Linked DNA regions of Homo sapiens: regions 1 and 3 are each linked to region 2. A link is a loop called in an ENCODE intact Hi-C map of the cell type or tissue named here. Cell type or tissue: GM12878. All regions are shown on one strand. Each heading gives the region's core, and the rest is flanking DNA. Links, peaks and the distances in the headings are about the cores only. Region 1 overlaps ARHGEF38 (Rho guanine nucleotide exchange factor 38). Region 2 overlaps GSTCD (glutathione S-transferase C-terminal domain containing). Region 3 has its middle 31 kb from the start of ARHGEF38.

Region 1 (11,290 bases), core at 2,218-7,217, 120 kb before region 2:
AGCTGATACAGACAGAAAAGGATTATCTCAATGATCTAGAGCTGTGTGTTAGGGAAGTGGTTCAGCCCCTGAGAAATAAAAAGGTAAATATATATTTGAGATTTTTTTTTCTCTCCCATATCATAAATAGGATCACTAGCACCATGAAATTGAAGCACTCAGGTGTATCAATGGGATGATGTGCCTTTCTCCCCAAAACAGCACTGTTCTCAGCTCTGGGGTTACAGTTTAGTACAAAACAAAGTCCTGCCCTTGTGGAGTTCACTTTCTAGTGCAGAAAAGGAGGAGTCAGACAATACACAATAAATAAATAAGCAAACAAAATTAAGATATGTTATATGGTGTGAAGTATGGCTGAGGAAACTAAAGCAGGGAAAAGGAATGAAATAAGGGGACAAGGCCGGGTGCTGTGGCTCATGCCTGTAACCCAGCACTTTGGGAGGCTGAGGTGGGAGGATCACCTGAGGTTCGGATTTCAAGACCAGCCTGGCCAACATGGTGAAACCTCATCTCTACAAAATTACAAAATACAAAAAATTAGCTGGGCATGGTGGCACACGCCTGTAATCCCAGCTACTTGGGAAGCTGAGGCAAGAGAATTGCTTGAACCCGGGAGACAGAGGTTGCAATGAGCCAAATCGCGCCATTGCACTGCAGCCTGGGCAACAGAGTGAGACTCTGTCTCAAAAAAAAAAAGAGAGAAAGAAAGAAAAAGAAAGAAAGAAGGAAGGAAGGAAGGAAGGAAGGAAGGAAGGAAGGAAGGAAGGAAGGAAGGAAAGAAAGAAAAAAAAGAAAGAAAGAAAGAGAGAGAGAGAGAGATGGGGACAAACGAGTGGTCATTCTATTTCAAATAGAGTGGCAAATGAAGACTTTTCCAGTGGAGGACATTGAGCAGAGAACTGAAGGAGGTAACAGAATGGTCCAGGCAAAGTGGAATACAAGGGCAAAGACTCCAAGGAGTGATAACTCATCATTAGGGTTGTAAATACACAAATCAAACAATATAGAAAAACAGAAGCTAGAAAGTGAAAATGATCAGAAATTCCACGGTCAAAGAAAATTACCATTAACACAATCAGACATATCCCCTCAGACATCTATTTGAACACTTACATATACATATACAAGCACATATATTTTTACATAAATGTGATCAAAACTACAAATAATATCTTGTAACATACTTGTTTCATCCATAAATCTGTTACATGTATCTTTTTATGAGTACTAATATTTTTCAATATCTGTCTACTATTACAGTGGTTGAGATGTTTTGGATGTTTGTTTCCTTATATCCTTAGAATAAATTCCTAGAAATTAATTGTTAGGTCAAAGGGTATGCATATTTAAGATTTTGAATAAAATGGACAACTGCCAAACAGAAAGTCAATATGATTTTAATATTCATTCCTATTAATAATGATTCAGAGAGCATTTTCTCTGCATCCTCTTTAATGCTGAGACTTGTTGATTTCATAAATGTTCTTTTGATTCCTTCTGATAAATATCTTCTCATATATTCATTGGCCTTTTCTGTTATTCATATCCATGTTTTTTGCTGTTTTAAAAAATGATGGTTTAATATTTTTCTTATTATTTTATAAGAACTTTCTGTGTATTAGAGTTATTCTTTTTCCATCCCACATGTTGCAAATAATTTTTCTGGTAAGTCTTTTGGTTTCTAACCTTGTTTAAGATGTATGTTTATTTTGTTTTTGCCATGTTTAGTCAAATATATCCAACTTTATTGATTCTGAGACATATTTTAATATTACCCATGATTATAAAAGCATTGCTAGCCTGTCATGCCCCCAACTATTTACAACATTCAGGAGCAGATTTTATATTTCTTAACACAGTACTCTTCTCAGATTTTTTTGTTTTGTTTTGTTTTGTGACAGAGTCTCGCTCTGTCACCCAGGCTGGAGTGCAGTGGCGCTGTCTCTGCTCACTGCAAGCTCCGCCTCCCGGGTTCATGCCATTCTCCTGCCTCAGCCTCCCGAGTAGCTGGGACTACAGGTGACTGCCACCACACCCGGCTAATTTTTCTGTATATTTAGTAGAGACGGGGTTTCACAGTGTTAGCCAGGGTGGTCTCCATCTCCTGACCTTGTGATCCACCCGACTTGGCCTCCCAAAGTGCTGGGATTACAGGCGTGAGCCACCATGCCCGGCCTCAGAAATATTTTTTAAAAAACCATCTGGCCTACATATTAGGGAAAACCAGTATAGGTCAAGGCACTTCTGACACAAAAATTGTTTTTTGGTCTAAGACAATGTATAAAGAGGAGTAGCAAAGAAGGCATGGAAGCCTTTTCTTACACAGGAAGTCATCTTCAGTTTGCCTCATGACTTTTATTTAATGCTTACTATATGTCAGATCTTGCTCCAGGCACTTCATTAGCATTCTCATTTAATCCCCCACAGTTCCCACGCCAGAATTACCAGACACTTTCTGAAAACCTGGAAATTTCTTATTCATGATGTAAGAGTAGAAGTAATATTGATGGTCGTGATAAAAATTTGCTCTTTAGTGTCATTGCTACGTATATAAATGTTTTCTGCTGTGTTTTCTTTATTTTATTAACATATAAACCAGATGTATTTGATATAACTGCTATTCTGGCAGATATCAATGGTTACTAACATGTTCATTTACATACTTATTCAAATGTTGATTTTAAATGCACATAGCATCAGACTCTGTCACTACCTTTCCTTATGGTACAGTCCTCCCTGTCAACTCTTATTCTTTGAAAAATTTGGAACCTAGCCCACTGTGTCTATGTATTCTCACTCTCTCGCTCTCCTCCTTAATTCTGACATCTTTTTTAGGTAATTTCAATATTCATGCAAATAACCCATGCAACATTCGGGCCTCTCAGTTCTTTCACTTTTTCATATCCAACAATCTTTCCTCAATCCCATTCAGCCACTCACGCCAGGGTCATAACCTAGAACTTGCCATTACCAACAACTTCATCCCCTCAAAATCAGAATTTCAAGCTTACTATTCTCTGATGCCCAAGCCTACTCCCACTGGTACGATTTCTGACAACCTTCTGATGGCACCGAGACCTCCAAACTATGGACATTACTACCATTTCTCTCTTCATCGGGCCCAAAGATGCTTTAATTTCTATGGGTCCTTCATTATAATCGCTCCTTGCACACGACCTCAATTCCTTTTTCTCTCTTTCTTTCCATTTACTTCCCTGCAACAACTTACTCGAGTGAAGTTCAATTTTTCGTCTACTTCACACCTTTACCTGTGCAGCAGAATTAATCTCTTATAAAATTCATGACCACTTTCTACTGGGGCCCCCAGTAATGTTTCTGAGGAGATTCTCTCACATTCTTTTCCTCACATGTCAAACACCCCTTTTTCTTCTCTCAGCTTATGCCCTTTTCCATCATTTCATAAAGAAACTAGAAACAATAAGATGTGCACACTCCCAACACCAAATCTACCAACTTACTGCATCTCTACCTATATAAGTTGGCTTCCTCCTATTACCGGAAGCAATGGTTCCCGCTTCTAATGAAGGATGACCTCTCTCTGCTAGTGCAGTGGATTCTATCCCCTCAGACTGAAAGGTTTTACTCCAGTCTGTGTCCTTTCTCTCTCCTGAATAATTAGTTTACCCTCCTTATGGAATCATTCATAGCACTATTATCTACTATCTTAAAAACCAAAATCAAACACAAACAAACCAAAAAAATTGTTTTCCTCGATCCTAAAGGAATCATCTATATTCATTGTCTATTTTAAAATTAAATATAAAATATTTACTAGGTATAAGAACATTTGTGACTAAAACATGTTTCAAAATAAGCACAATTTATCAAAAATCTGTCCCTGCGATTGGCTAATGATCAATATAAAAAACAGTAAAAAACACGCCCAGTTGCAGTGGCTCACACCTGTAATCCCAGCACTTTGGAAAGATCAGCACAACCAGGAGGATTGCTTGAGGCCAGGAGTTCGAGACCAGCCTGGGCAGCATAGGGAGACCTCATCCCTATTTAAAAAAAAACAGCCAAGTGTAGTGGCTTGCTTCTGTAGTCCAGGCTACTCAGGAGGCTGAGGTGGGAGGATCACTTGAGCCCAGGAGGTTGAGGCTGCAGTGAGCCATGATCACGCCACTGTACTGCAGCCTGAGAGACAGAGCAAGACCCTGTCTCCAGAAGAAACAAATAAACAGACAGACAAAAACATCAAATATACAAGAAAAGTCTTTCTTTGAATTCTTAGTCCACATTTGTATCAAATGGACTAAGTTTACCTTATATGAAAATGTTGCCAATTTAAATAATCTGCTACATTGGTGAGTCAAACTAGCCCCGCTAAAATGAATGTCATTGATAGCTGTATTCTTATATATTTTCTCCAATTCTTTTTTGTGCTTTTACTTTTTGTTATTTTTCTTTACTTGTTTTTGGCTTCCTATGAAACTCTTATAAGCAGTTCTCAGAATTGGTGTCTTAGACCATGCCAGGTAAAACTTTTCCATTATGGTAACATTTATGGTCGTTTATTTGGCACATTTGGCTTTTGCTCTCAATACTGTGAATTACAATTCTCAAAATTCTAACTCACATTTTCTAGGTTGTTTTATTTGAATTGTTTATAGGTTGTTGATTTTTCACACTTTGACCTTGTTATTTAGCTATCTTTCAATGCTGTCTGCTCTCTGCCTTCCTCATTGTGGACTTTAATTTCATTCTATTAGTTCTCTCCACTAAGGTAATAGCAATTCTCTTAAGGTTCTCAGAATTCTCATGTCAGATCTGCCTTTTTCCCACTTCTCAAAACTTTTAACCTTTGATTAAGTAAATAAATGTTCGGGTACTCATATGACTCTTATCAGCGTTTATATGAGTGCTGAGGTAGTTAGTTGACACCACCAGTTCATTCAGTTCACTACCTTTTCAATGTTCGTTAGTTCTTTCCTGTTCTCACTTCCCTTCTGGACATTTAACTACCAGTGTCTTTGAGCACAAACCACCTGTCATCACTGTCAAAATGTGTAGATTAACACATACAGTTTTCAGATAACTATAGCAATAATCTGTAAACCAAGCTTAGCTAAACCTGGGGCAACATAAATATTTTACAACTACAGGTTAAGCTAGGAGAGAATTTGGGTATCATCGGATTCATCATCTTTTCTCTATACAAAATCAAACTCAGACCACTCCCAGTAAAAACAAAACAAAACAAGTCATTTTATTTAAGTGAAAATTGGATGAAGGAAGTTGAAAACTGAGGAAAGTACCAGAAGTTCCTGGCTTAACTGAGTCACCTTGTATGAGTGAATCAGTGTACAAATGAGTGATTAGATCTAGCCCTTGACTGACAACTGTTCTGTGACAATCGTGCTGTAAACTTTAATCTTAACTTCAAGGCTTTTCTATGTCAGACCTTTACCGAACTGATAATACATCAAACTCAGCAGTTACACATCTTCTTTAATAGCAGCACTGTGAGAGGTTTTGCAAAGAAGGCAAACGTTATCCACATCAGTTAGTGTTGAAACATTTAGTGGGAAAACAGGTTCTAGTTATTTATTATCCAAACAGGGCAGTGAGAGATACTCTATGTTTTTGGCTATAAGTCAAAGTAAATCAAACTAGAGTAGACTAATCTAACAATGGAAAGGGCAAAAAGTGATTGAAAGGAATAGCTGGAGGAATTTGAGTACTGTACTTATTTTTATTTTTCTTTGTTTTTTAATTATTTTCAGTTGCTAAAATTCACATAGTGCAAATCTACCAAAGATCTCAAGGGGGCTATAGAATTCCTCAGCTACTCGGTTTCCTCCCCTAGAGGCAAACTCCATTACCAGCATCTTTTTACCCATCCAATGATATTTCAAGTGTATGTGTTTGAATGCACACTTGGTAGATTTTATTTCTATAACAAGAAAGTTATGTGTATTTATTTTGAATTTACTCATATTTGGTTTAATCATGTGCCTTATGCTCAAAAATTTGTGTTTTCTAAAAAATGGTTTAAAATATATATAATTTTGTATTGACAGGAATTCAGTTGGAATTTTCTGTTAAAATTTTGATATACTATATGGCAACATTATATAAATAATTTTCACTAGAAAAAATATATAGAGGAAAATAATCACCTGTAGTCTTGCCACTTAGAAATAAGCACAATAATTATTTTGGCTTATTGTTTATACAAACATACTGAAATATTTTCTGGAATAGGAATTATACCATACACAGTTGTCCCTCAGTATCTACGGGGCACTGGCTCCAGGATCCACCAAGAATACCAAAATACATGGAAGCTTAAGTGTCTGACGTAAAATGCAATGGTTACATTTACACATAACCTACACACATCCTACTGTATACTTTAAATCATCTCTAGATTATTTATGGTACCTAATACAATGTAAATGCCATCTAAATTGTTGTTATACTATATTGTTTAGGGAATAATGATAAGAAAGAGAGTCTGTTCAATACAGATGCATTTTAAAAAATATTCTTGATCCACAGAGGACTGATTCCATAGACATGGAACTCAAGGATTCAGAGGGTTGACTGTATGCCATTATGGAATATTTTCCCCTGATGACAACTATATATTTACACATTTTATTTTCAGCCACAAATAACAAATATGAAATTGAAAATTTAAAAAAACTTATTAAAATAAGGGACCATAAATTTGATGTTCATGCTCTCTCTCAATTCAGAGTCCTTGAATGTAAAATGGTGCCTATTACCAGTGTTATCAGTCATACCTAGGTTAGCAGTGGGCTGTTTCAATGTCAGGATGGTGGGGAGTATATTGAGCAATGGTTCTGTGTGACATCCTACAAAATCTCTCCCTCAGGGTCCAAAGTGGGTGAGGAAAGCCCTGGGATAGGGAAACACAAAAGAGAGGGAGTTAGGGAGGGAAAATTCTTAGCTGGCCGCTTTTTCAAAGGAGCAAGGGAGGGAAGGCACTCCAGGGCTCAGGCATTCAGCTTCCTGCTTGTGCCCCCCACCCCAAACCAAGTTGCTGTAGCGTCAGCCATCATACCAACCCTGTCAGAGAAGGCTGCGTGTGAGGAGGGCTCACCAACTCCCTGAGAACACAGTATAGATCCAAGTATCCCTGAAAGGAGACAGGGAGGAGGGGAATATAGATGTACTATAATAATAAAAATACTGTTCAAAGACCATAATACAATGAAAATTTATATATAATAAAGAGATAGCCAAAGTCCCATTGACTTCCTATGCATTTTAAGCTATATTTACTGCTAAAGTATTCAGTGAAACTTGTATATCCCTTTGCTGTGTTTTTCATGGCTCTTCCTTCACCAGAGTGAGCCCATTGCCGTCCTATACAACAGGAACTGCAGCTTCAGCACGTCATGGGAATCTTCCTGAGTTCCATATCCTGCCCTCTCTTCCGATGTTTTTAGCTGGTTGGGCATCCCTGGTGACCGTCATGACACCTCAAAGCTAGGTTCTACCTCTATATCCAGCCCCTGGCTGCCTTGCTGTGGAACAGCACTCCCAGAAATTATACAGTGCATAGCGGCTCTGCAGCAGCCCTGATGCACTGCTTACTCGGCTCTAAATTTTAGTGTCACTGCCTAGATGCACTCTCTGAGATGACCCTCAGTTCTATCTGAATACTCTCACCACCCTTCTCTCCCAGCCCAGCTCCTCAGACCCCCAACTTGTCCATAACAGGAATTCAGACAATGAAATGTAATGAAATTTTGCTACTTTCATTGAGCAGAGGACAGAATTACTGTTACAGTAGCTCACTGAAATACAAGATAAAAGGACCAAGGCAAAAATATTTTATCTAGTAATTATCAAAATATAGCCAGTTTTCCTAGATAGATAGGTGGATAGATAGATAAATGAAGCTTCTCAAAGTTATTTGCTAAAATTTTGCCCACATAACAAATAGAAGAAACCAGATGTAAGCAAATATCTTTGGGAATGAATTTTCGATGGTCACAGAGGACTCTTGTCAAAATTGTTTTCTCCAGCTGTCACCTTCACTAAAAGACATTTACTGTTTCCAGGAAGAATGGTCTTTCATTTTTGCTTAATAGGCAACCATGGAATTCTCTCTCTCTTTCTTTTTAAATCACCCAGCTACCCTTCCCATCTCTGTTCACTTCCAGAATTTTCTGATTGTAGTCTGGGCCTGAAAACACATTTCATCTTGGCTCACTGACCACAACTTTCTTAAAGTTGGCTACTCTCTAAAACTCTGTCTCTTCCATGAAATTGCCCTGAACTCAGTGGAGTTAAGGTATTGATTTCTCACAGACATGTCTTATTTATGCAAACAATTGCCTTATGCCATTTATAATATGTTCTACCCCACAACATCAAAATCCAATGCACACATTCTATTGTTTTGCAGGATGTTAGCCTTGGGGGAAACTTGGTAAAGGGTACATGGATCTCTCTGTTTCAATTTTTTTTACAACTGCATGTGAATCTACAGTTAATTCAAAATAAGAACTTTAATTAAAAACATAATGCCCTTATTTTCTCTATCTTCCTCCCTTTCTCTCTTTAAATTATCCTTTTAAATACACATGTAAAATTTTACATGTAAGGATAAAATTTTTCCTCTGATCCTTTACCTTGTTTACTCTCCCAAACTTTCCAATTTTTTTTTTAATATATTGTGTTTTCAGAGGGGTAGAGACTACGTTTAAGAATAAGGGTACACATTCGGTTGTTTGGAAGAAATTTTATGATGTATAAAACAACCTCCTATGTATCTTGGCTGTTTCTCACGCTATGCTTGAAACACCAGAAATCCATGTAAACTGTAAAACAAACTGATGAAAAAGCCAAGTCCCTTTCTCCACTTCCATCTCCTATTCGATCCAGCCCCACCCACTGTAGAGTAAGGCAGTTCCTGAGGTCAAACTCCTCAGTCACAAGACCTCACAGACTTTAGTGAGTACAGATATCCAAACCAGGCTGATAATTCCAAAGTAAAAGATGCCCTAAAAGCCAGAGAAAAACAGGGATTTTGTTCACTACATTAAATAAAAATCTGAGAAAACCAGAGCAATTCCTGCCAAGTATAATTAAGATGCTGGGAGAAATGACTCAAAAGAAATATACCTGCCTTTCTCATTCTACTTTGTATTGGCCTTTCTGAACTAAGGTGCTGACTTGAAAATGTTATACTCTTGCTGGAAGTCTGCTTTAACTATCAATACAAATATTCTTCAATCCTTTACAAATACCGATTTTCATGAAGAATAAGATACATTACAACAAAAAATCCTGTAATCTGTATGACCAGGTTAGAACTCCATTTTTTTTTTAATCAAAGACTTGATTTTCACACTTTCTGTGGAATCCTAGCATTTATTATATAGTCTGGGCCATTGTTTCTCCATAATAAGGCCAGATACCTGAGGTCTCATAAAGTCAGAAAAAAAAAACTCAATAAAATTTTTCTTGATTTTATGTAAGTGTGTTAATAAGGGCAGTTCCTATGTGTTGGAGGTTAAAAATGTGAAATGTTAAATTTAAAAATAAAAGTCACAGTGTTGCCAGCCACAATGTGACTGTGTTAATACATAATATCTAACTGGCCTCTTTCTCAAGTACTGACACTGAGTCATCACACTTCACTTACTTTCCCATTTTCCCCTGGAGGGACGTTTCTGTTTTGTCAACCTGGAAAACACATAGTTTGCTGTCATATTGGATTCAGATTTAGTTGGGTATGAAAGTGATACATCAATATTCTAGTATGTGAATTTTCTTTTTATGGGAAGGAAATCTCTTATCTTTGCTTGTTCAGAAAGTCTCAACTCAAAAAAATGAGGCATTCATTTTTATCCTTGTACTGTAGTTTTATGATAGAAACTGTCCTCCTTGTTGTTACATTTATAAGCACCTCCTAAGCTCCTTTTTAGGACAGCTTCAGTGCTCTCTAATTTTTATAATCTATAGTCCAGATCGATCAGAATCTGCTGGACCAAGTGAGGATAAAAATGAATGCATTTCCCAATTCAGTGCAGGATTTGGGATGCCCAGAATTGAAAAACATAGATGTGTTAAGCGGATCTGTTTTAATATCCAGAAAAGTCATCCCTCAGCCTGGGCAAGATGATCTTGTGCTCATTACTTTACTTCCCAGAATGGAGATGATGCATAAACCACAATTTTAATTTGCTTTTTTTTGTGCATGTGTAGAATAAGCGACAAAATTTCAGCGGCTGTGATTATTATAATATTGCCATAAACCTCTCTAATGAAATGCCAGCAATGTTGAGACAGCTTTATTCAGGCATAGGTCAAAATAGCCATGCATATCAGTACAGGGCGATAAATCCTGGACTCCAAACAATAACACTGGGCCAGAAAGGAAGCAGATATTAAGGAAACAATTATTTTATTAATATGCACTTATGTAAGGCACTTTAGACACAGGCAAGGTAGATGATTACATGAGTTAATTAACTAATTAATTTTAGGTCATTTAGAGTATGTAAGGACATATGAAACACATTTTTGTGTCATCAAAAAACTAAGAATCCCTTGTGAGAGGCCTCTTATAGCTATGAGAAGATAACTTGTAATGCAAAGTGATAATTGATAAGTGTAGACAATAAGTGCAATTGGAGTTCAGAGAAGGGACAGATCACTTCCAGACAGATTAACTGAGCTATATTTCATGAAGAATGTGATATTTTAGTTGAATATGCAAATTAAAAGATTAAATGTTTGTCAAGTGCCTATTGCATGCAGTGCCTGCTCCTGAGCTCTGCGTGGGTATCAAGAAAATTTATGTCACAGTCTTGCCCTAGTAAAGTCTATAATGTGGCCAAGAAAATGACTCATAAACATATAAAACACAAATAACAATCAAAGATCTATTTCAAGGCAACGCTAGAAGTGATCATGACAGAAGGCAGTCATGATTAGTTGTGCTCATTAGTTATGCAAACAATTAATTGCTTTAGACATTAGCAAAAGGAGGCACTCACTTCCCTGACCTGTTGGCAGCATTTGACAAAAACAGTGCCTTCTGTCTTCCAGGACTCTACACACTCTTTGTTCTCCCCCTACCACTCTGGCTGCTGCTTTTCAGTCTCCTATGCTGGTTAATCCTCATCTATAAACACTAAAGTAATTGAGGGCTCCGCCTGTGGTCCTCTTCTCTCTTTTGTCCACATTAGCTCTGTTGCAAATCTGATGTAGTTCATGGCTTTAAATCCCATCTACATGCTGGTGATTGGCAAATTTTTATCTCCAGCCTAGACATTTTCCC
Region 2 (11,290 bases), core at 2,075-7,074:
AATATAAATCCTTTACCTTTCATGGAAAGAAGCTTGAAAATATAAACCATAATTTGGGTTTTGCCCATCAAGGTTTGCATATTTTAATAGTGCCAGTTGATAAGGAATTTGGTTATAAATTATAAAGAAATAATAGTAGCTAGTATTTATTTAAGGACTTAATATGTGACAAGCTTTTTTCTGTATGGCACACTACATGGTAGGTACAGTTATTATTGTCTCCATTTTATTATATAAGTGAGGAAACAGATATGCAGAAAAGTTTTTTATAGCTACTAAGAATCAGAACCAGTATATTTGCACCCAGGTGGTCTGGCTCAACAGTCTCGGCTCTAATCTATTACTTTATAATTCTTGTTTTATAAATATTCTTGCTAGGCACATGTATGGAATCTAGTTAAGATTCTTAGTTCCTTTGCCCTGGATATAAGTATACATAAAAACTTCTGTGCTTGCTTTATTTATGAGTTTGGTTAGATTCCATTTATACTTTTCCCGATTCACCTCACAAAGGTGATCTTATTTCTTCATTTTAATTTATACTTAGTTGGTCCTTAAAATAGAGTTATTAATTTGGAAAAGAAAGAATGGTGTCATGAAGAATGAGATACACATTGTACCAAGACTAAAGTTATTAATAATACTCTCAGACAGTGATTTCTGACATTCATATATGTACATTCATTCCTTGAACTAAAGTTTCAGTTCATTAAGCACTGGAGATGTTATAGTGTTAGGTGATAAGAGCTATGAAGAAAAAGGGAAGCTAGGTAAGAGGCTAGGGTGTGCTTTTTCAATTCAGGCAGTCAGGAGAGGCTGTTCTGAGTTAATATTTATGCAGAAAAATCAATGAAATGAGGGAGCAAGCCCTGTGAATCTCTTGGAGAAAAGCATTCTAGGCAAAGCAATAGCAAGTACAAATATTCTCAAGTGGCACCTTCCAAAAACAGCAAGGACAGCTATGGCTGGAAGGGAGTGAAGAAGGATAAGAGATGAGGTCAGAAAGGGATAGCTAGGGTCACAGTAGGCCTATAGGCCATAATAGGAAATTTGGATTTTATTTTGAGTGTGCTGAAGAGCCATTGGATGGTTTTGAGCACGAGACATCTGATTTATGTTTTTAAGGATCACCCTGTTGTTGGAGAATGGACTGTTTTATGGAAAGTGGAGGAAAATAGTTAATAGGCTTTTGCAGTAGTCCTTGTAAGCACTGGCGATGACTTAGATTAAGGTGGTAGTGGTAGAGGTGCTGAGGAGTTGGATTTAGCATATACTTCAAAGGTAGAGATGGCAGGGTATGAGAGAGAGAAAAAAAGAAGTTGAGTGGGACTTTTGAGTTTTTGGCCTAAGCATCTGGGTAATTGGTGTTGCCATTTTACCAGGAAGTAGAACACGAAGGGAAGGGGAGCAGGTTTAGAAAAACATCCACATGGAGATGTCAAGTAGAATATAGTAGTCTGGAGTTAGAGGAGAAGATACGGCTGGGATATACATGTAAGAGTCAGATCATATTTAAAGCTATGGCACTGGAGATCACCCAGAACAGTGCTGTCATATTGTGAGTTGTGCCCCATTAATGAGTCAGGAAATCAATGTAATGAGTAACAACCAGCATTTAAAAAAACAAGCACAGAGTAAAAAATATCAGATTTATCCCATATTGTAGGATAAGTATTGCTTCATGACATTTTTGTTTCTATTTTATTCAGTGTATTGTGTGTTACATTATAAAATATATACCTAATTGTGTGGCATGCTCAAAAGTTTGAAAGCCAGTATTCGAAGGATGGAGTGTGGATTGAGCAGAGAGCAAAACACTGAGCTGTGGGTCACTGAGACATCTGCAGAGTAGCCAATGAAAGGAATCAGGAAAGAATTGCCAAAGAATTTAATCCAGTGCAGAAACTTGTCAAATAACCCAGCCTTTGGAATGGAAGTTTATATCAAGGATTACTGAAACCAGCATACTTGCTTAGAATAACATAATATCTGACAATTTTCACTTTGGTAAAATTGCTTCAATTTATGAAATTTTATTTATAAATAGTACTGTTATATTAGAACAATACCTATTCTTAAATGTCTCTAAATAAGATCTTTTATGAATTTAATTAATACTTTTGGACTGATGTACAATTCTCATCTCTATAATGGAAATAAAATACTTTTAAGGATTGTGAGCATTAGAAGTAATGCACATGTTCTGTGTGCTTAGCACATAGTAGGTGGACAATAAAATGTATGTAATATTTAAAACTTTATTTACCTAACATTTGTTGAGCTCCTATCAAATTGTAGTCACAAAGATAACTTATTTGAAAAAACAAAAAACAAAACACAGGTTAATCATTTGCAGCAGTTATGCACTTTTTGGTCTTCATTATATAATATATAATTTATCTAATATATAATGTTATGTATACATAATGCCATAGATCTTGACTTGAATTTTGATCACAAAATTTTCAAGCTTTATTTTTTCTGGACTGTGGAGAAGTATGCTTGTTTTTAATATGTTTACTGTTTATCTCTCATTCTCTGTGTTTTATCAAGGCTAAGATATATTCATTAGAATGAAAGTGAAAAAAAAAAACCAGATCTGAATGCCTAAATATTAAACCTATGACTAATTCCACCATTTAAAAATATATTAGAACATTCCTGAGTAATGAAATCAAAGACATAATCTTTTCTTTTTACCCATTTATTCATTCGGCAAGATTCCCAAGCAAATTGGCACGTCCAGGAAAGAGATGCACACTCTATTTAATATCCTGAAGTTTGTGGTTTTGTCTGCTACTTTCTCACTCCCTCTCTGCAGAGTGGCACCTGTCAAAGCTGAGAAAGAGTAAATTACTCTATTTCTGTGCTTGGCAGGAATGTAATATGGAGTAACAAGAGCTGTGCCGCAGAAGCCCTGGAGACAGAAGTTGATTCTATAGTACCTACCTTCTTAAAGCTCGTGACAGAAAATTAGCGAACTAAGGCATTCTGAAGCTAGAAAAGAAAAAAGAGGAAGGATTTTTTTTTTTTTGCCTGTGATATTTGCATACTTGGAGCAAATACTGGTTCTACTCTCTAAAAAGGCACAGTGCAAGCCAAAAACATCACATTTGTACAGGTTTACAAATATTTAATATTTATTTTAAAAATTATATTAGTACATAATAGGGAGACATTATTCAAGGAGAGTAATTTTTTTTTTTATTCTAAGATCATTAAGTAACATTTTTAATCTCCCAGGGGGAAAACCAACATCTATATTAAAAAAAATACGTTAAGAATCAACAGTACTTTGTTGCATTTTCTCTCAGGCATCTCATTAATTTTTAGATATCACCATGGGCAGGTTATTGCTATTCTGTTTTGCTGACATTTAGCATTTTATTAAGTGCTAACAGTGAGAAGAGTTTATAGAATATGTCTAAAATCCTATTTTCATATTCTTATGTGCCTTACAACGTGGCAAATATAGGCATACTTTTTAAAAGAATATTTCTACATATCTTAAAAGCTATTAAATAGCATGGCTTTGTTTCCAGTTTTTTAAAAAGTGTTAGGATGAGCCTCGTAATTACTATTTTTTAGACTGTTGGGCAAATGATGAAATCAGTCATGTTTTCTTTCAAAACTGCTTTCTTGAAACACTTAGGGGTGAGTCTTCTTTTTACTCTCCTACTGTCAGGAGAGTGAGTCCAGAGCAAACTCCTCAAAAAGACTGTTAATTCCTGGAAAGTGTGGTTGGTCCTTTTTGCCCTAGTGTTGTTACAGATCTCACTTTGTTTGACTGTTTTTAAGGACTTATAGCATAAAGGTGTTATATTAATAATGAAAATATTTCCAGAGCTCTATTCAGCTTTATAAAAAAACTCTTTGAACTTTGATCTTTAATAAATACCTTTTTGTTTTAAAATTATCTCTCAGTGACAAAAATTTTTAAAAAATAAGCTCAGGGAGAAAATGGCATCTGTAAGTTAAAAAGTTGTTGCTTTTACAGTATATAAAATAATTTTCCCCCAGATAATCTTTTAAGAAGTAACAAATCATGGTATATATCTGTTATATTTTAATAGAAGAAATATAAAATAAAGCAGTAGTGATTATTTGTATTATTAAGAAACTTAGATAATACTTTACTGACTATATTTATTTTTTATAATGGATTACAAGTTCCTTAGTTTTAAAAAATGAAGAACTAAGAAGCTTAAAGTGTTTAGGTCTTGTTTCAGATTTTTTTAAAAAAGGGATTTAAAATATTAAAGAAAATTTAGTATGATGAAGGTTTTCTAAAATTAAGTGTACACTAACATTTTGAATACACTTAAAAGACAAGAGGTGCATGTGTACTTTTTAACAGCTTTTAAAGTAATTTTCCTTCTAATATGTCATGTTTCTGGTACGTATTTCCATGGTGAATACTTTTAAAGAGTGCCATCTAGTGTCAGTTTTGGAATTGTAATTTATGTATTAGAACATTAGGAATTTTTGACCCGGGAAATGTATAAACATAAAAAGACAGGACAATTGATAAAAACCTTAAGGAATATGACTTGAAAATAGCCATGAAGAATCTGACCTCAAGACTGTGTGTGTTTGCACCTTTAACCAGTATGTATATTTATCTCTGCTTTCATTTGTCAAATACTGCTTGCTTATATATATAATAAACCTATAAAGCAGTGAACAAAAAATTTTTACTCATGGAACATTCTAGTTAGAGGAGACAAATAATAACATATAGTATATCACCATAGCAATAAGCGCTAGGAAGAAAAAACATAGATGGAAATAGAAAGGTTTTTTTCAGGGAGCGTGGGGATTGGGGTTTGTGATTTAAATTGAGTAGTCAGGGAGGATCTCAGTAAGAAGTTGCCATTGAATAAATAAATACCTGAAGGAAGTGAGGAAGTGTTCTAGGTACTGGAAACACCAAATGCAAAGGCCCTGATGTGAGAATGTACCTAGTGTTTTAGCAAGGGTCCCCAACCCCTGGGCCCAGGACTAGTATCCATCTGTGGCCTGTTAGGAACCCCACCTCAAAGTGGGAGGTGAGTGGCAGGTGAGCCAGCATTACTGCCTGAATGGCGCCTCCTGTCAGATCAGCAGCGGCATCAGATTCTCATAGGAGCTCCAACCCTCTTAACTGCACGCAGGAGGGATCTAGGTTGCACTCTCCTTATGAGAATCTAATGCCTGATGATCTGAGGTGAAACAGTTTCATCTGGAAACCATCCCCATCCCCCCACCAACCTCCCATGGAAAAACTGTCTTTCATGAAACTGGTCCGTGGTGCCAAGAATGTTGGAGATGGCTGTTTTAGAGGAATAACAATCTACTTTGGCTGGAGCAGTGAGCAATGAAGAAAGTTAATGAGACAAACTCTGAGACATAAAGGAGGATTAGATCAAGGAGATTTTTGTAGGCTGTTGCAGAAACTTTGGCTTTTCTCTAAGGAGGGTGGGAAGACCTTGGAGGGTTTGGTTATGGGGGTGTGAAGGAAAAGAATGGTGTAACCTGAGATGGGAAGACACATAAGGAGCAGGTTTGAGGGGTGGGAGAGAATAAGGAACTGGATTTTGGACAGGTTAACTTTAAGATAGCTATCAGTATCCATGTTATGGGGAAATTTAAATATTTTTATATTATGATTCAGCACTCAGCAGCTATCACTTACTTGAGGAGAATCCACTTCTCCTGAAAGAACGAATATCCCCTCCCTATTATTTTGTAGGGTCGTAAAAAAGAAGCAGTATGGAAGGACCAGCACTGTCAAAACTTCTCAAGGATATTATCCCCAGACAGCTCTCAGTATTTTTGGTTAATTTATTTCCCCTTCTATTTATCTCCTGTTCTCACATATAGTGAGACCCCAAAATACTTGATTGGGAGGGCTCTATTGCAAAGCACTGGGGTTTGCTCATTTTAAAGGAGCTGGGTGTAATATTTCCTCTAATGCTAGTTAATTGCACAGGGTGGAATTTTTTTCTTTTGGAAGTCATTTAGTCAGTCTTCAGAAACAAACCTTATAGCATTATTATCTACTGCAAATTTTTACTGATTTCTAGAACAGGCTTTTGAAACATTCATCTTTTATTTTAGCTTCTAAATGATTATATTCTAAGACCATAATCACTTCAATTTATACTTTAGGTGACCCAATGAAAGAAGAAAATGAAAGCCATAAAGAAAAGTCTTACAGAAGAAGAATACCTGTACCTGGACTTTTCTCACCAAACAGAAGGATGCATCTTTCCTCTTCATACATCTGTAACTTTATTTCTGTTATCTTACTGTGACTGTAAAATCTTTAAAATTTGCTTAGTTGTCACCAAAGAGGTGAGTAGAGATAGTTCACTACTAAGAGATGACCTGATCCAGGATGTTGAAATACAGATTATTTCAAGGCAGGAGCTCCCACCAATAGTCCAAAATTGCTGTTTGCCTGCAGTAGTAGAACGATCAGACAATTTTTGTAGAGCAGGACTTGCTGTTGTATTGAGACACATAATCCAGAAATCCTATGAAGCAGACCCCTTAAAGAAGGAACTTTTGGAACTTCTGGGCTTTAAAAAGACTTGCTTGAAAGCCTGTGCTGAAGTAAGTATAATGTCTTTTTTCTGTTATTTGAAGCTACACAGTGATAACATAATTACCTGACCATTTAATATTTTAACTTCCTATTAGGAATAAAAGTTTATTTATTTTAAAAAACCCCAGTAACCAATGAAATAAAGTAGCCCTTTGATATAGTTTGAATATTTATCCCCTCCAAATTTCATGTTGAAATGTGATCCCCAATGTTGTTGGAGGTGGGACCTGGTAGGAGGTGTTTGGGTCGTGGGGGCAGATGCCTCGTAAATGGCTTGGTGCTCTCACTGGGGTAATGAGTGAGTTCTTGCTCTATTAGTTCATGAGAGATCTAGCTGTTGAAAAGCGCCTGGTACCTCTTCCTTGCTCTCTCTTGCACCCTCTCTCCCCATGTGACATGCCTGCACTCCCTTTGCCTTCTACCATGACTAAAAGCTTCCTGAGGTCCTGATCAGAAGCAGATGCTTCTTATATAGCCTGCAGAACCATGAGCCAAATAAACCTCTTTCCTTTATAAATTACTCAGCCTCACCTATTCCTTTACAGCAATGCAAATGGGCTAATATACCCTTTACGTGTGTCAATATTTCAGTGCAGTATTGAAAAATAAGAATTTAAGTCTTAATTTATAAAGTTTGGAGACATTTTTAGAAAATAACTCTTTTTTCTTTATTTTAGTTATGTTGATTTTTAAATGGAATGTTTACATATAAATAGGAGCTCAAATAGCAATGCTTTGGAAGCCCTGCTTATTGTGGGGGCTAGGAGGAGGGTAGGACAGGGGAGGTATATTGTAAAGGCTTTGGGAAGTAATGATTTATTTAGTAAGGGGAATACAGGAATGCTAAACTTCTTTTGCTTAATGTTTTTACTTCTGAAGCACTGTGATGTGTCTCCTGATACAACATAAAAGCCTAGCCCAGGGATGATTGAGCTCAAAACTTATTTCCCAATAAGACAGTTATTTTTTCTAAAGTTATATTGAAATTAAAAAATCTTTTCATTTCTTGTTTTGTTTTTGTTTTGTAGGTTAGTCAGTGGACCAGGCTATGTGAACTCACCATCCCTTTGGCTATTGAGAATTTTCTCAGAGAATCTTCTGACCAGCCCCCAACTATACCTGTAGAAATACTACAGCTAGAGAAAAAGCTTAGTGAGCCTGTTAGAGTGCATAATGATGATAAACTCCGCAGGCAGAAGCTCAAGCAACAGAAGGCTGATGGAGTTGGGCCTCCCCTTACTAAGGGAAAGGCAAAGAGCAAGGTCCACACACAGGAAACATCTGAAGGGTTGGATTCTTCATCCAAGAGTCTGGAACTGAAAGTGGCATTCTCAAAGCTCACAGTACAGGAAGAACCAGCTACTACCAACAGAGAGCCTTCTCACATCAGAAAAGCAAAAGCCTCCGACCTTCCACCTCTGGAGCATGTGTTTGCAGAAGGGCTTTACTTCACTCTGGCAGATATTGTGCTCTTGCCCTGTATCCATCATTTCTTGGTAAGGTTTCATCTGGACTGTACACATTACTATGAGTTTCAGTCTATGAAATTGCCTAGGTTTGAATTTCTGTTTTACTTTTTATTGTCAATATGCTGCTAGGAAAGTTATTAATATCTTTCTCCATTTTCTTATCTGTAAAATGGTGATAATAATAGTACCTATCTAAAAGGAAAAATGTAAGGAACAAATTAAAGTTTGTGTGAAGTATGGAGAACAGTGCTTGGCACATAGTAAGCTCTCAATCAAAGTTAGTAATTACTATGACTTTTAATGTGAAGTTGCTAAAATGTTAACAATTGTTATTATTAATTTCAAGTTTCTGTTGTGATTACTTTCTAATAGTAGAAGGTCCAAGTCGGCTCTGTGGTGCAATGGATACTCCGTTGGACGTCTACTATTAGAGGGTGCAGTTAAAAAAAAAAAAACTAAAAATCTTGTCAGCTAAATTTTATAATGAATTGTTAGTCACTTAAATTAATCTTATGTTAGGTATTATCAAACTGAAAATATTTTATTCTGACCTGTGTGCTTTTCTCTGTTCTCTCTGAGAGTAAAGTAGCTGGCTCTGTTATTATGTGCTGGGGGAGAATAGATAGAACGTTTTCTGAGTAGGAAGATCTCTCTCTCTCTCTCTCTGTCTGTCTTACATACACACACTCACACACGCACACACGTGTGCACACACACATTCCCTCTGTGGAGGAAAAAAGAACAGGGTGAAAATAATACCAGAGTGAACATAGGAAGCTTAGCTCTCTGCAGCCTTCCAATTGGTTTTCAAGAGCTGCATTGCTTTTTGCTTTTGTTTGGGTTTTTTTCTTGGAAGCATTTCCCCCTTTTCCCTACTAAGGAATCAGATATTAGATTTCATTCTCATTATATATCACCAACAATTCAGGTATCTCTATGGACAGAAGAGACTGCTATCGAAAATCTATGTATTTGAAGGCTTTGCTTCACAAGTAAACTCGGCAGTATTCATCAATTGTCATTTTCTTAAAGAACATTTCTCTTTTCCTCAAAATTGAACCAAATTTGGCAACCAAAACAATATAAAAAGAGAGAGATCCAGGAATTGTTTAGATGTTGATTGCTATTTTAAATGCCAGATGTCATATGTCTTCACAGAGTCCATGGAGTTGAGTGGGAAGAAGACATTGATTTTTAAATTTTTTCCTAGTCAGATGATTCCTAGGTTCTCTTCTCCATGATCCCTCTCTTCTATTACCAAGTTCCGTCATTAGAGCAGTCATTTGATACATTATGAAGTACTTGGTCTTCTGTCTTCTTGACTTCTTTGGATAACTGTGTTTCCAGTTTCACCAGAATTGAATGAAAGTGGCATATCCATTCCTTTATTGAAGAAATTTATTAAAATTATTTGAATACATAAACTAATTCTCAAAATATTTTCCTTCGTTCCTTTGTATTTTTACTGGATTTTTTTTTCTTTTTTTTTTGAGATGGAGTCTCGCTCTGTCACCTAGGCTGTGTGCAGTGGTGTAATCGCAGCTCACTGCAACCTCCGCTTCCTGGGTTGAAGCAATTCTCCTGCCTCAGCCTCCCAAGTAGCTGGGATTATAGGTGCACGCCACCATGCCTGGCTAATTTTTGTATTTTTTAAGTAGAGATGGGGTTTCACCATGTTGGCCAGGCTGCTTTCGAACTCCTGACCTTGTGATCCGCCCACCTCATGTTTTCCAGAATTCATCCTTCTTTGATAAACCCTTGATATTTGTTATATTTTTCTCTTTAAATCATCTTGGGTAATAAAGTAGTCATTTTAATTCATATAGTGGTTATGTTGGCAAGCCTTTTTGCTTGCATTAACATACATTGAGGTGAATGGAGTGGCCATCCAAATGATCAGAATCAGGATCAAGTTCAACATCCGTAATCAAGGTCAAGTTACCAGAAACATAAAACTGAATCTAGGGACAGAATATTTAGTCGCAGGAATAAAGTCAAGGACATAAAAGTAAGAGTCAATTTTGCTAAATCAAGGTTTGAATTACTAAGGGTCAAAATTAGAAGAACTAGGGAAAATACCCAGTTCTGCTAAACAGAATAAAACCAAAGATGGAAAACAATAACAAGTAGAATCGATGAGGTGTTTTTTTTGTTTTTTTTTAATTTGTCAGAGACAAACATGGAAATGCTAAGGTATTATATATAAACCTGCTGCAAGCTCTTCCTTTTCAGAAAATACTTTATTACTTTACAAAGTTAACCCCTGATGGCTCAGCACCTCATAAGGAAAGGGGCCTGACGATACCCTCTCCTCTGAAAAGTCTTAGAAATAGATTTAAAAGGAATAAATTAATATGTACACTCATGTTTCCCCCCATTCAATTTATTTGCTAGAATTTTCTAGTAGATAGCGTATCAACATTATGGGAGAAATAGCAATGAATAGCTATACTAGGGCAAAATCCTACTGTTCCAATACTAGAAGATTGTATATTATTTTTCAGTTGCTACTAGTAAGCAAGTACACTTTGACAGAAATATTTAAAACATTATTGTACGCCTATAAGACAGAAAGTTGCATTTTATCATTTTATAAAATCTTGTAATTTGACCACTTATGATTTAATTTTCTACATTTTAACTTCTAATGCTTTGAATTGAGTTTAAATACACACATACACACACACACACAGACATCTTTATTAGCTTAGGTAAAATCATTCCTCTTTTAGAAATTGATTTTTTAGCAAAACTAAATACCTCTTCCTGTGTTCCCATCGGCATAAAGTTGGGAACCTCACTTTTTGCTGGCATATTGCAAAAATGGTTGATGCCACTTATTTAGTGGTAAATTTGTATTTTCTGTGTCTATTCCTATTCATTAGGTCCTCAAGAGCTTTTAGCTTTAACTCACTAGTTCTAATTTATAAGTAAAAAACAGAGAGCTGGGATTATATTTTCATTTAGATAGGTTGTTTACTGTTTTTTCTCTGCTTACACTGCTCACCTAAACATCTGTGAGTATATTTTCAAAAAAGGAAGTATGACTAAGGAAATGATATAAAATAAGAACAAATATTTTATATAGTAAGTGATTGTAAAGGAATGCAAAGGAGGAGATATTTTGAATAGATGCAACATCTTGCTTCTCTTTTTATTCTGACAAATTTTTCTGCCCTTTATTGACAATTAACTACAGAGTTACTAAAATTTTATTTTTGCTTTGATAGCT
Region 3 (11,290 bases), core at 3,056-8,055, 190 kb before region 2:
TAGTTTCACTGGATATAAAATTCTTGGCTGATAATTGTTTTGTTTAAGGCGGCTGAAGATAGGGCCCCAATCTCTTCTAGCTTGGTGGGTTTCTGCTGAGAAATCTGTTGTTAATCTGATAGGTTTTCCTTTATAGGTTGCCTGATGCTTTTGCCTTACAGCTCTTAAGATTCTTTTCTTCATTTTGACTTTAGATAACCTGATGACAATGTGCCTAGGTGATGATCTTTTTGCAATAAATTTCCCAGGTGTTCCTTGAGCTTCTTGTATTTGGATGTCTAATCTCTAACAAGGCTGGGGAAGTTTTCCTCGATTATTCCCCCAAATATGTTTTCCAAACTTGTAGATTTCTCTTCCTTCTCAGAAACTCTGATTATTCTTAGGTTTGGTCATTTAACATTATCCCAAACTTCTTGGAGGCTTTGTTCACTTTTTTCTTACTCTTTTTTCTTGGTCTTTGTTGGATTGGGTTAATTTGAAAACCTTGTCTTCAAGCTCTGAAGTTCTTTCTTCTGCTTTATTCCCTTGTCTTTTAAAATTGGCATAATGATAATGAAGAAAGCAATATTTAGAGTCTTAAATTTCCCAACTCTAATCCAAAACTATTTCACTCCACTGCTATCTTCTTATTCCCCAGGTATCCATTTGCTGCCTTTTATTTTTATTTTTATTTTCTTTTAATTTTTTTAGAGGCAGGGTCTTGCTCTGTCACCCAGGCTGGAATGAAGTGGTGTGGTCATAGCCCACTGCAGCCTTGAATGACTGGGCTTAAGCAATCCTCCTGCCTCACCCTCCTGAGTAGCTGGGACTACAGGTACATGCCACCATGTCCAGCTAATTTGCGTGTGTGTGTGTGTGTGTGTGTGTGTGTGTGTGTGTGAGATGGAGTCTTGCTCTGTTGCTCAGGCTGGAGTGCAGTGGCACAATCTCAGCTCACTGCAAACTCCACCTCTCAGGTTCAAGCGACTCTTGTGTCTCAGCCTCCTGACTAGCTGGGATTACAGGTGAGCACCACCACACCTGGCTAATTTTTGTATTTTTAGTAGAGATGAGGTTTCACCATGTTGGCCAGGCTGGTCTTGAACTCCTGACCTCAAGTGATCCACCTACCTCGGCCACCCAAAGTGCTGGGATTACAGGCATAAGCCACCATGACTGGGCGCCCAGCTAATTTTTTAAAAACTTTTTTGGTAGATACAGGGTCTTGCTATGTTGCCCAGGCTGGTTTCAAACTCCTGGCTTTAAGTGATCTTCACACCTCAGCCTCCCAAAGTACTAAGATTACAGACATGAGCCACCTCACCTATTTGAGAATATGTCTATTATCCTCTCTTATCCCTCATTGTCCAGATACTCTAGAGATTTATTTAATCTACATCTCATGCACTCATGCTGTTTCTTCTTATTAGCTCATGATGCCATCATTTGAAGACTTGTTCTGTCAATTTGACATACACTGATGGCAAGGCCTCATAGGGTCAATGTTGCGCACCCAGCTTACCACTTTTTAGCTTATATCTAGGCTCAGATATTTTTTCCTTAAAAATACTGCTGTGTCAGAATAGCTGGATCCATGGAACTTTACAGCATCAACTACACTCTGTGGCCATGTTATGTACTGGGCCACCTCATGGTGATTTGGATATTTGCCACTCAGGGTGATTCCCTCTGCTAATCCTATAATTGGGCCTCCTAATTGTTGTACTCTGTACAACAGGGGTCCCCAACCCCCAGGCAATGGTACTGGCCCCATCCCCTTGTACGGTTCTGTAGCCTAATTAGAACCAGGCCACACAGCAGGAGGTGAGTGGTGGGTGAGTAACTTCATCTGTATTTGCAACCACTCCTCATTGCTCACATTAGGGCCTGAACTCCACCACCTGTAAGATCAGTGGTGGCATTAGCCTCTCATAGGAGCACAGACCCTATTATGAACTGTGCATGCAAAGGATCCAGGTTGCATGTTCTTTATGATAATCTAATGCCTGATGATCTGTCACTATCTCCCACCACCCCTAGATGGGACCATCTAGTTGCAAGAAAACAAGCTCAGGGATCCCACCGATTCCACAAGATGGTGAGTTGTATAATTATTTCATTATATATTACAATGTAGTAATAATAGAAATAAAGTGTACTATAAATATAATGCACTTGAATAACCAAGTGCACTTGAATAACTCAAAACCATCTCTCTGTCCTAGTCCATGGAAAAACTGTCTTCCGTGAAACCAGTCCTTGGTACCAAAAAGGCTGGGGACTGTAAAAAGCTTGGGGACTCTTGCTGTACAATATTGTCTTTCTGAGCTCTCCATGAAGCATCCCAAATGCCAATTTCCCAAACTATATTCACCCTAACTTATATATTTTATCACAGAGTATCTTACGTATTTTATCACAGAGTAAAAATCTACCTAAAAGTAAAATGTAATATCTACCATTAAATACAGGGAGACCAGCTTAATTTCTAAGCACAGAATCCTATTTCAACTCTGACTTAACTATCACTTTATTTCAATGTATTAATACCTATCTTCTGTTTCTTTATTATTGGGTTGGCTTCTCATTGGAATTCAAGTTCCTTAAAGGCATATTCACTATTACTTATCTTTAGATCCTTAGCCTTACTTAGTAAATAAATGATAAAATAGGACAAAGAGAAGGGAAGTTTTTTTTTCATAGCCAGGTAGTTTTGGCTGTCTGCTATAACTATCATTAGATAGAACATTTTACTTTATAAAAGCAAAATGGATCACTGTTAATAATCAGAGAAAACCTCAGAAGCTGATTGGCGATGATCTTTTATACATTTTGAGAATCATCAGTAAGCATTTTTGTACCTACAAAGCAAAATGTGCTGTACCAAGTGCTGATGTTATAAGCTCCCTAGAATGTCATGGTCTCCTGCCATTCACCATCTCAAAATAATCATCATACTTCAATATTCCATTTCTATTGCTTTTACCCCTTCATTTAGAAGTTGTAAAAATTATATTTATAATATAATAGAAAACATTATAATATAAAAATTATACATTCAAATATGTAAAATTAGATATCCTTCTGGTAACAAAAGTGTTACATGCCCATTGTAAAATATTTAAACAACGTAGAATGTTTACATAAAAAGTGTTACTTTTTCATAATCCCACCCCCAAGAGATAATTACAGATTTTCCTATGATGTACATTCTTCTGAGTTTTTAAAATACACATTCAAATACCTAGATGATGTATTTTAAAAAAATGTGATCAGGTAGTATATAGTTTGGCAACTTTTATCATTTCGGTAGTTATCTTTCTTTGTCAGCAGGTATAGATATAACTTATTATTTTAATAATTGTGTAATTTCCATAGATAGGTATGTTTTTTAATTGGCTCACAATTGATGAACAATTGAGTGGTTTCTAATTTTTGCTATGAAAACAGAGTTGCAATGACTACTTACGTAGATAAATCTTTCTGCATTTGTGCAACTTTTTCTCAGGAAAAATTCTTAGAAATAGAATTTTTGACTTGAAAATCATCAATATTTTAATTTTGAATGTAATTTTATTTTAAATAGATATTTCCAAACTGCTTTCCATAAAGTTATGCTAACTTGCATTGTAGAATGTAATGTTTACACTAGAATGGAATGTTTTCATCACTAGGCTCATCGTTTTAATATTTTCTAAGAAAAATATCTCACTGCTTGAATTTATATTTTTTCATTAGTAGTCAGATGTAGCATCTTTTCACATATTTGTTAGTTATTTGCATTTTTCTGTGGATTATGTTTTATGACTCTTGCCATTTTTATTTCCTGTAGTTATTTTATATTGTAATATTTCTTATAATTTACAGCAATTAACCCATAAATCACGTGTATTATGAATATTAATTCCTAGTTCATTGTTTCTATATCCACCTTCTTTAGAGTATAGTTTTATGTACTCTATTTTAATTTCGGAGATAGCTGAATTTATCTTTTTTTATAGTTTCTGGTTTTTATATCAAGGCTATGTAGAATTTTATCAATTTACGAATTATTTATCCATATTTACCCCTACTTTTTACTCTTTTATTGTTCCTTAGTTATGATTTTATATTCAAGATAAAAATAATCATTCTTACACACTTATTTCCTGTTACATCATTATACATTTCTTTTTCTTTTTTTCTTTTAAGACGGAGTTTGGCTCTTGTTGCCCAGACTGGAGTGCAGCGATCTCGCTCACCGCAACCTCCGTCTCCCGGGTTCAAGCGATTCCCCTGCCTCAGCCTCCCGAGTAGCTGGGATTACAGGCATGCGCCACCACACCCGGCTAATGATGTTTTTTGTTTGTTTGTTTGTTTGTTTGAGACGGAGTCTCGCTCTGTGGCCCAGGCTGGAGTGCAGTGGCGTGATCTCGGCTCACTGCAAGCTCCTCCTCCCGGGTTCAAGCGATTCTGCTGCCTCAGCCTCCCAAGTAGCTGAGATTACAGGCACGTGCCACCATGCCCAGCTAATTTTTGTATTTTTAGTGGAGATGGGGTTTCTCCATATTGGTCAGGCTGGTCTCAAACTCCTGACCTCAGGAGCCGCCCGCCTTGGCTTCCCAAAGTGCTGGGATTACAGGCGTGAGCCACCACGCCCAGCACAACATTATACATACTAAGTAACATAGTTACGTATTCTATAATTTGTGATTATAACTTTCAGAATAGAGAAAAACAGTTGTCCCTCAAGATCCACAGAGGATTCCTTCCAGAAACAGCGTAGATGCCAAAATCTAATTATGCTCAAGTCCCTGGTATAAAATGACATAGTATTTGCAAGTAATCTGAACATATCCATCTGTATACATTAAATCATCTCTAGATTACTTATAATACCTAGTACAATGTAAATATTCTGTAAATAGTTGTTATTCTAAATTGGTTTTGAAAATATTTTTAAATTTTTTGTTGTATTTTTTTCCAATAGTTTTTATTCATGGTTAGTTGAATTCGTGGACATGGAACACGCAGATACAAAGGGCTGACTGTATTAAAAAACGACATCTGAGAACTCAAGACAATACTTTCAGAAGAAAAATGCTGCAAATTTCGAAAACAGGTGAACTAAATATTAATAAATATTTGGTAATATTTATAAAGACAAAAGCATTTTGTTCCTTACAAACATTGGGCTTTTTGATATTCCGCTGAGTGTTTTATGAGCTGATCATAGGTGGAGATGCAGGTCAATTGAGCAGATCTTAATTAAGAGTCTTCACTTTGCCCAGTGTTGGGAATACAGCAGTATCAAGGCTTTGGGAAAAAAATCTGCTGGAGGCTGCTAAAGAAAGAATTGTACTTATTTCTTCCAAAACAGCCTCTCTTGTCTCTCTCCCTGGTCATGCACAGGAAAAACATGTAACTGTGATAATTTGGTAATCACCCGACACCACAAGAGGGAGCCAACAGTAGATCCTTACTGAGCTGACCCCCATGGATTGGAGAATTTAGAAGGGGAAAGAAATTTGCTAGTGGATGATGATTTTTAGCTGTTGAATCAAACCTATCCTGATCTATCTTTAAACTTGCCAGTTATTCAAACCAATAAATTCCTATAATTGTTTAAGCTAGTTTCTGTTACATCCAGAGGCATTCTACTCAATACAGTGGTTCTCTTATATAACTGCATTAATGCTGTATACTTCTTCATGTTGACTTTTTCTTTTTATGCTATTGTGATTATCATTTAACTTGTCTGTGTTCTCTTCAGAGTTTCAGCCAGAATTGTATCTATCTCGTAGACAATCCATACACCCAATACAATGTCCAATGGAATCTAGATACCTTAGCTATTTGCCAAAAGTCTGAGAAGAAACTATGCCATCAAGGAGCATTATGCTATTTGATTTCTTTTTTGTAATGTTACTATATGATAGAATTGTTACTGTTTTTTTGTTTTTGTTTTTGCAGATTTAGGAGGTACATGTGCAGGTTTGTTACATGGGTATATTGCACAATGCTTTGAGGTCTGGGCTTGTAATGATCCCATCACACAAGTATGGAACATAGTATCCAAGGTTTTTCAACACTTACCTGGCTCCCTCCTTACTTTTGGAGTACCCAGTATCTATTGTTTCCATATTCGTGTCCATGTATACCCAGTGTTTAGCTTTCACTTATAAGTGAGAACATGCAGTATTTAATTTTCTATTTCTGAATAAATTTACTTAGAATAATGGCCTCCAGCTGCATTCATGTTGCTGCAAAGGACATGATTTTGTTCTTTTTTTTATGGCTGTGTATTTGATTTCTTAACTTCCGTTTATTATGCACTATTTTCCTTAATTCATTTGTTTTCTTTTAAAACTATAAATACAGAAAAGCACATAGAGGCATGCATGAAACACCAACAATGAATAAATGTTTACACTGCATATCAAGTTGGACACCCCAATCCTAGTTCCCTCTCTTTGAATCCAAAACCAAATATTATCGTTATCTGCCATATAGGCTGGCTAGATTTTTAAAATAATATTGTTTTGTCTGGTTTCCAAAATATGTGCAAATGGAATTATACTCTACTTAATACTTGGAAACTTATTTTATACAGTCAACCTATGTGTTCCTGACATTTATCAATGTAAATTCACATGGCTTTTGCTTATTCATTTTAAATGCTGTGTTGTTTTGCATCATAGGAAGATACCATGTCTAACGTTTTCAGTTACCTGTTAGTGGAGATTTGCATTGGTTCTAGTTTTCACTATTACAAACAATGCATCAAATGGACATCTTTATGTATCTGATGAGAGCTTTTCTACAATAATAGGACTAAGCAAGAAATTGATGGTCATAGGATATGCACATTATCAAATATACTGGATATTGCCAAACTCTCTTGTTTCAAAAAACGGCTGCAAATTTTGAAATTTTTGTGTATTACAAAATTGCTTTCCAAAGTGGTTGCACCAATTTATACTTCCACCACAATCTAAAAAAGTAATCACTGGTCCACATCACTGCTTAATACTTGGTATTATTAATTTTTACATCTCACTAATCTGATAGGTATGAAATGATTCTTCATTTTCATTTTTTTTTTGCCCAGATTACTAGTGACATTATTATCCTGTTAGGTACTTACTCATCATTACGCTTTCTATTTTTGTGATTTGCCTGCTCATATCCATTGCCTATTTGGGGTAGAGGGGGTGTGGTTGACTTCTAAATCATTTTTCTAATTTGTCTGTAATAATTCATCATATATTTGATATAAATCTCTTTTTTATGTTGTGAATTACTTTTCCCTGTCTGACAATTATCTTACAGTTATGTTTATGATGACTTAAACTTTTACTATTAGAAGTTCACTACAAAATAGTCTTTTCTTTTTGGGGGGTTTAGTTAAAACATCCTTCCCTACCCCAATATAGTAAAAGTATTCTCATTTTTTAATCTAAAAATTTTAAGTTTCATTTTTCACATTTAAATCTTTAATCCATATGAAATTTATTTTGCTTAAGGTGTAAATCAGGGAAATCTTTTTCATATAATAAATCAATCACATCAACACTTTTCTCCGTTAATTTGTTTTTTTGTTTGTTTATTTGTTTTTGAGAAAGGGTCTTGCTCTGTCGCCCAGGCTATAGTACAGCAGCCACCGCGCCCACCCTTTCCTCTGTTAATTTGTAAAGCTTTCTCTACGATACACCACATTTCTTGTACACTTCCCTCTGTTTCTGGGCTTCCTATTCTATTCCACTTATCTATTTGTCTATGAACCAATATCACATTGTCCTGTAAATATTATGGTATCCTGTTGATATATGGTAAGACAAGTCTTTAAAATGGTCTTAACTATTCACAATACTTTACTCTCCTATATAACTTTTTTAAAACAATCAATTTCCATAAAAATATATTGCTGGGATTTTAATGAAATTTCATTTAATTTACAGATTAGTTCAGAAAATAGACACTTTTCTGGTATTGAATATTTCTATTTATGGGTATAATATGTCTTGTAATTTAGTTAGGTCTTCTGTCATATCTTTCAATAAAATTTTGTACTTTTTTCCAAAAAGATTGTGAACACCTTCTATTAGATTTATTCCTAGGTACATTTTTGGTTGTTGTTGGTTTTGTAAATTGTATCTTTTCAAGTTACTTTTTATGACCATCGTTGCTAAGTTCTTAGGCAAGCTATCAATTCTTTTATATTGGCCTTGTATTCAGCAAGTTAGCTGAATTATCTTAATTGCTTTAATGGTTGTCTTTTAAATTCTTAGATTTTCTATGTAGACAACCATATCATCTGACGGTCACAACTTTATTTCTCTTCTATTCTAATCCTTACACACACATCTTATTTATTTTACTTTATTTAGGTCTTTTATTATATGATGAATTGAAGCAGTGTTAACAGATATCTTTCACTTGTTCTTGTTTAAGTGTACTTGACAAAAGGTAAAATCATGACTCATGCAAATATAAAATGGGTATGTGTCAAGGATTTTGTTCAATTGATTAATTAATGGGAGAACCAAGAACATGTTAAAATGAGTTCAAAAAATACTTCAGGCCCGTCGCAGTGGCTCATGTCTATTATCTCAACACTTTAAGAAGCCAAGGCAGGCGGATCCTGAATTGAGTCCGGGAATTTGAGACCAGCCTGGGCAACATGGTAAAAACTCATCTCTACAAAAAATACAAAAATTAGCTGGGTGTGGTAGTGTGCGCCTGTAGTCCCAGCTACTAGGAAAGCTGAGGTGGGAGGATCAGCCTGAGCCTGGCAGGTTGAGGCTGCAGTGAGTCGTGAGGGTGCCACTGCACTCCAGCCTGGGCGACACAGCCAGACCCTGTCTCAAACACACACACACACACACACACACACACACACACACACACACAAAATCCTTTAGAGCTAAGGCAGTAAATATAGGCAATTTAATAAAGGAACTTTAGGATAAGATTGCTGGGTTAAATACAAAACTGGTTAATACCCTACAGAGCAATAAACCTTACTTTGAGGTTGTATCTTTCACTAAAGAGAAATTATTTTCATCTGTACTAGACAAATATCTGCAAGTTAATCTCTGTATTTACAGACTGTAAAACAGCACGGTCAATAGAAAAATTAACTAAAGGTGCAAACCCAGAACTGTGCCGAAAGAACACCTGGTATTCTTTTTTGCCCAATTCTAAGTTTTGGATAATTTTTCTGATGTTCTTTATATTAAAGAAAATGCTTATAAAATTTTACCATTAATTAAGGTGTTTGTGGAGTTTTTGGTAAATACCTTTTCAAGTAAGTTAAAGAAGTTTTCTTCTAATTCTGGTTTCTAAAAAATAATTTAGCACAAAAAATTAGCCGGGCATGGTGGCAGGCGCCTGTAGTCCCAGCTACTTGGGAGGCTGAGGCAGGAGAATGGCGTGAACCTGGGAGGTGGAGCTTGCAGTGAGCGGAGATAGCACCACTGCACTCCAGCCTGGGCAATAGAGCGAGACTCCGTCTCAAAAATATATATATAAATAAATAAATAATAATAATAATTTAGCATAAATGAGTAGTGCAATAAATACGTTTTCTGCATTGATTAACTTTTTTTTGCTTTTTCTCCTTTTCGTATGTTAATGAGGTGGACTATATTGATAATTTCTTGATGTTGAAATATCACTTTATTCCTCAGAAAACACTACTTGGTCATGACGTGTTATGTTATATACTGGTGACATTTATTTTCTAATATTTTATTTGAGAATTTTTCATTTATGTTCATAAGTGAAACTGCTCAGTACTTTTCTGGTTCTGTCCTTAGATTTTGTAAGCAGATAATTTTCTTTCTTTGTCTACTCTTTTTGGAAAGTTTTAAAAATAAGATCTAGAATATCTTTTTTCTCATAGACTTGGTTGAAAAATCACTTATAAAACTAATTTTGTATGGTTTCAATTTTAAGGGAGAAATTTTTGACTGCTGATGTAATTTTTAATGGTTATTGGCTTTTTTATATCATATTTTTTCTTGAATCAATTTGGATAATTTATATTTTCTAGAAAAAATGAAATTTAAACATTTTCAAATTTATTGACACAAAGTTGTTCAAGGTGCTGTCTTGTGACTTTTCAAACATTCATTCTTTTCATTTTTCTTAAAATTATTTATTTGTGGCTTCTTTATTCTTTTGATTAGTTTTATTTGATAATGTATTTTTATTTATCTTTTAATAAATAGATTGATTTTATGAATCACCTGTTTTTAAGTTGGTCTACTAGTCATTAATTTCTGTTCATATCTCTTGAAAAATAATTTCTTTCCAAGTTTTCTCACTATTTGTGCAGCTTCTTGATTTGAATGCTTAACTAATTTATTTTAAGTGTTTCTCTTTTTTTTCCAAATGCAAACAGTCTTTATTATGAGAACGCAATGTTATCTAGGTTTCTTTCTAATAAAATGACAAAGGAGGTTTCTTAAATAATTTACAAAGGGCAGAAATTGCTCTTGAACAGGGCTACCCCTCCCAGCACACCCACAGTACTCTGCTTTGGGCATATAAATAGGTACCCATGAGCCCATGGTCTTAAGCCTGGAAATATCTCCTATGCCTTCCTTTGAGTCCCTGGTAGGAAAAGCAGGGATGAGAGTGGGACCCTACCAAGAGCCTTGGCACCGGAAACACAGTGGGTTGAGTTATTCTGCAGATGACTCCCCAAAACCCAGGCACCCAGGTACACAGCTCAGAGCTCTCAAACATCTGATGCTGGCACTTCACATTACAGATGAAGCAAATACAAGACTCAAGGTCAAGTGTGCGATGAGTTTCTAAGCCCAAGAGTCCCTGGAAAACTAGAAGGAACAATTGTCCCCACCTCTGCAAGATCTCCACAAGACACTCCCAGTCTGTGGCAGGCAGTCACTGATGGGTCCAGATGTGGCTGGAGCAGGGGGGCACAGGGCTCCTTGTTAATCAGGTCCTTGTTAGCATGGCCCAGGGGTACTGATGACTCCTGGGGGGTTCCTCCAGGAAGCTCATTGGAAGCACAGACATCCTTGGGTATGAAGCCTCGGTGGTCAGACAGGTCTTGTTTCCTGCAGAACAGAACTGCAGGGCACTTCCTCCGTGGTGAATGAGAGAGACGGTCATGTCATCACTCTCTTCCGCCATAATAGCTTCGTCCAGCTCTTGGGAGAGCTTCTGGAGATGCTGAGTTCCCGCCCCCGACGTCCCTCGGTCACTGTCAGACTCACTGGGAGAGCAGAGGGGCTCTGTTGAGGAGTAGGGGCTCCGGAAGGCAGCCTCCCGCCTCGACAACCTTACTGGGTGGGCAGGT

The links. Peaks named below come from ENCODE experiments on the same cell type or tissue, not always from the same donor. Only the 100,000 strongest peaks of a DNase experiment are listed, where the experiment ranks them.
Region 1: a loop joins it to region 2, with 4 times the contacts of the local background. A loop is called at or near these places in 2 of 110 quality-filtered maps.
Region 3: it touches region 2 in a loop (7-fold over the local background); 35 of 110 quality-filtered maps call a loop at or near these places.

What each region holds. Positions count from the first base shown.
Region 1 is chr4:105,589,353-105,600,642 of GRCh38, forward strand. It overlaps ARHGEF38 (Rho guanine nucleotide exchange factor 38), which reads left to right. Exons shown (of 14, transcript NM_001242729.2): 2 at 1-83. Among named protein-coding and RNA genes, the nearest start is that of ARHGEF38-IT1, 33 kb to the left of the region's middle. In GM12878, for the core only: no CTCF peak of the experiment used is centred there; DNase peaks (open chromatin) are centred at 4,939 and 5,339; H3K4me3 peaks cover 602 bases; H3K27ac peaks cover 1,621 bases.
Region 2 is chr4:105,711,443-105,722,732 of GRCh38, forward strand. GSTCD (glutathione S-transferase C-terminal domain containing) reads left to right here. Exons shown (of 12, transcript NM_001370181.1): 2 at 6,151-6,597; 3 at 7,618-8,085. The coding sequence starts at 6,172. Among named protein-coding and RNA genes, the nearest start is that of GSTCD, 8.3 kb to the left of the region's middle. In GM12878, for the core only: a CTCF peak has its summit at 4,430 (motif pointing left); a DNase peak (open chromatin) is centred at 2,987; H3K4me3 peaks cover 602 bases; H3K27ac peaks cover 1,311 bases.
Region 3 is chr4:105,515,604-105,526,893 of GRCh38, forward strand. It overlaps the pseudogene PIMREGP2. Among named protein-coding and RNA genes, the nearest start is that of ARHGEF38, 31 kb to the right of the region's middle. In GM12878, for the core only: a CTCF peak has its summit at 5,417 (motif pointing right); a DNase peak (open chromatin) is centred at 5,438.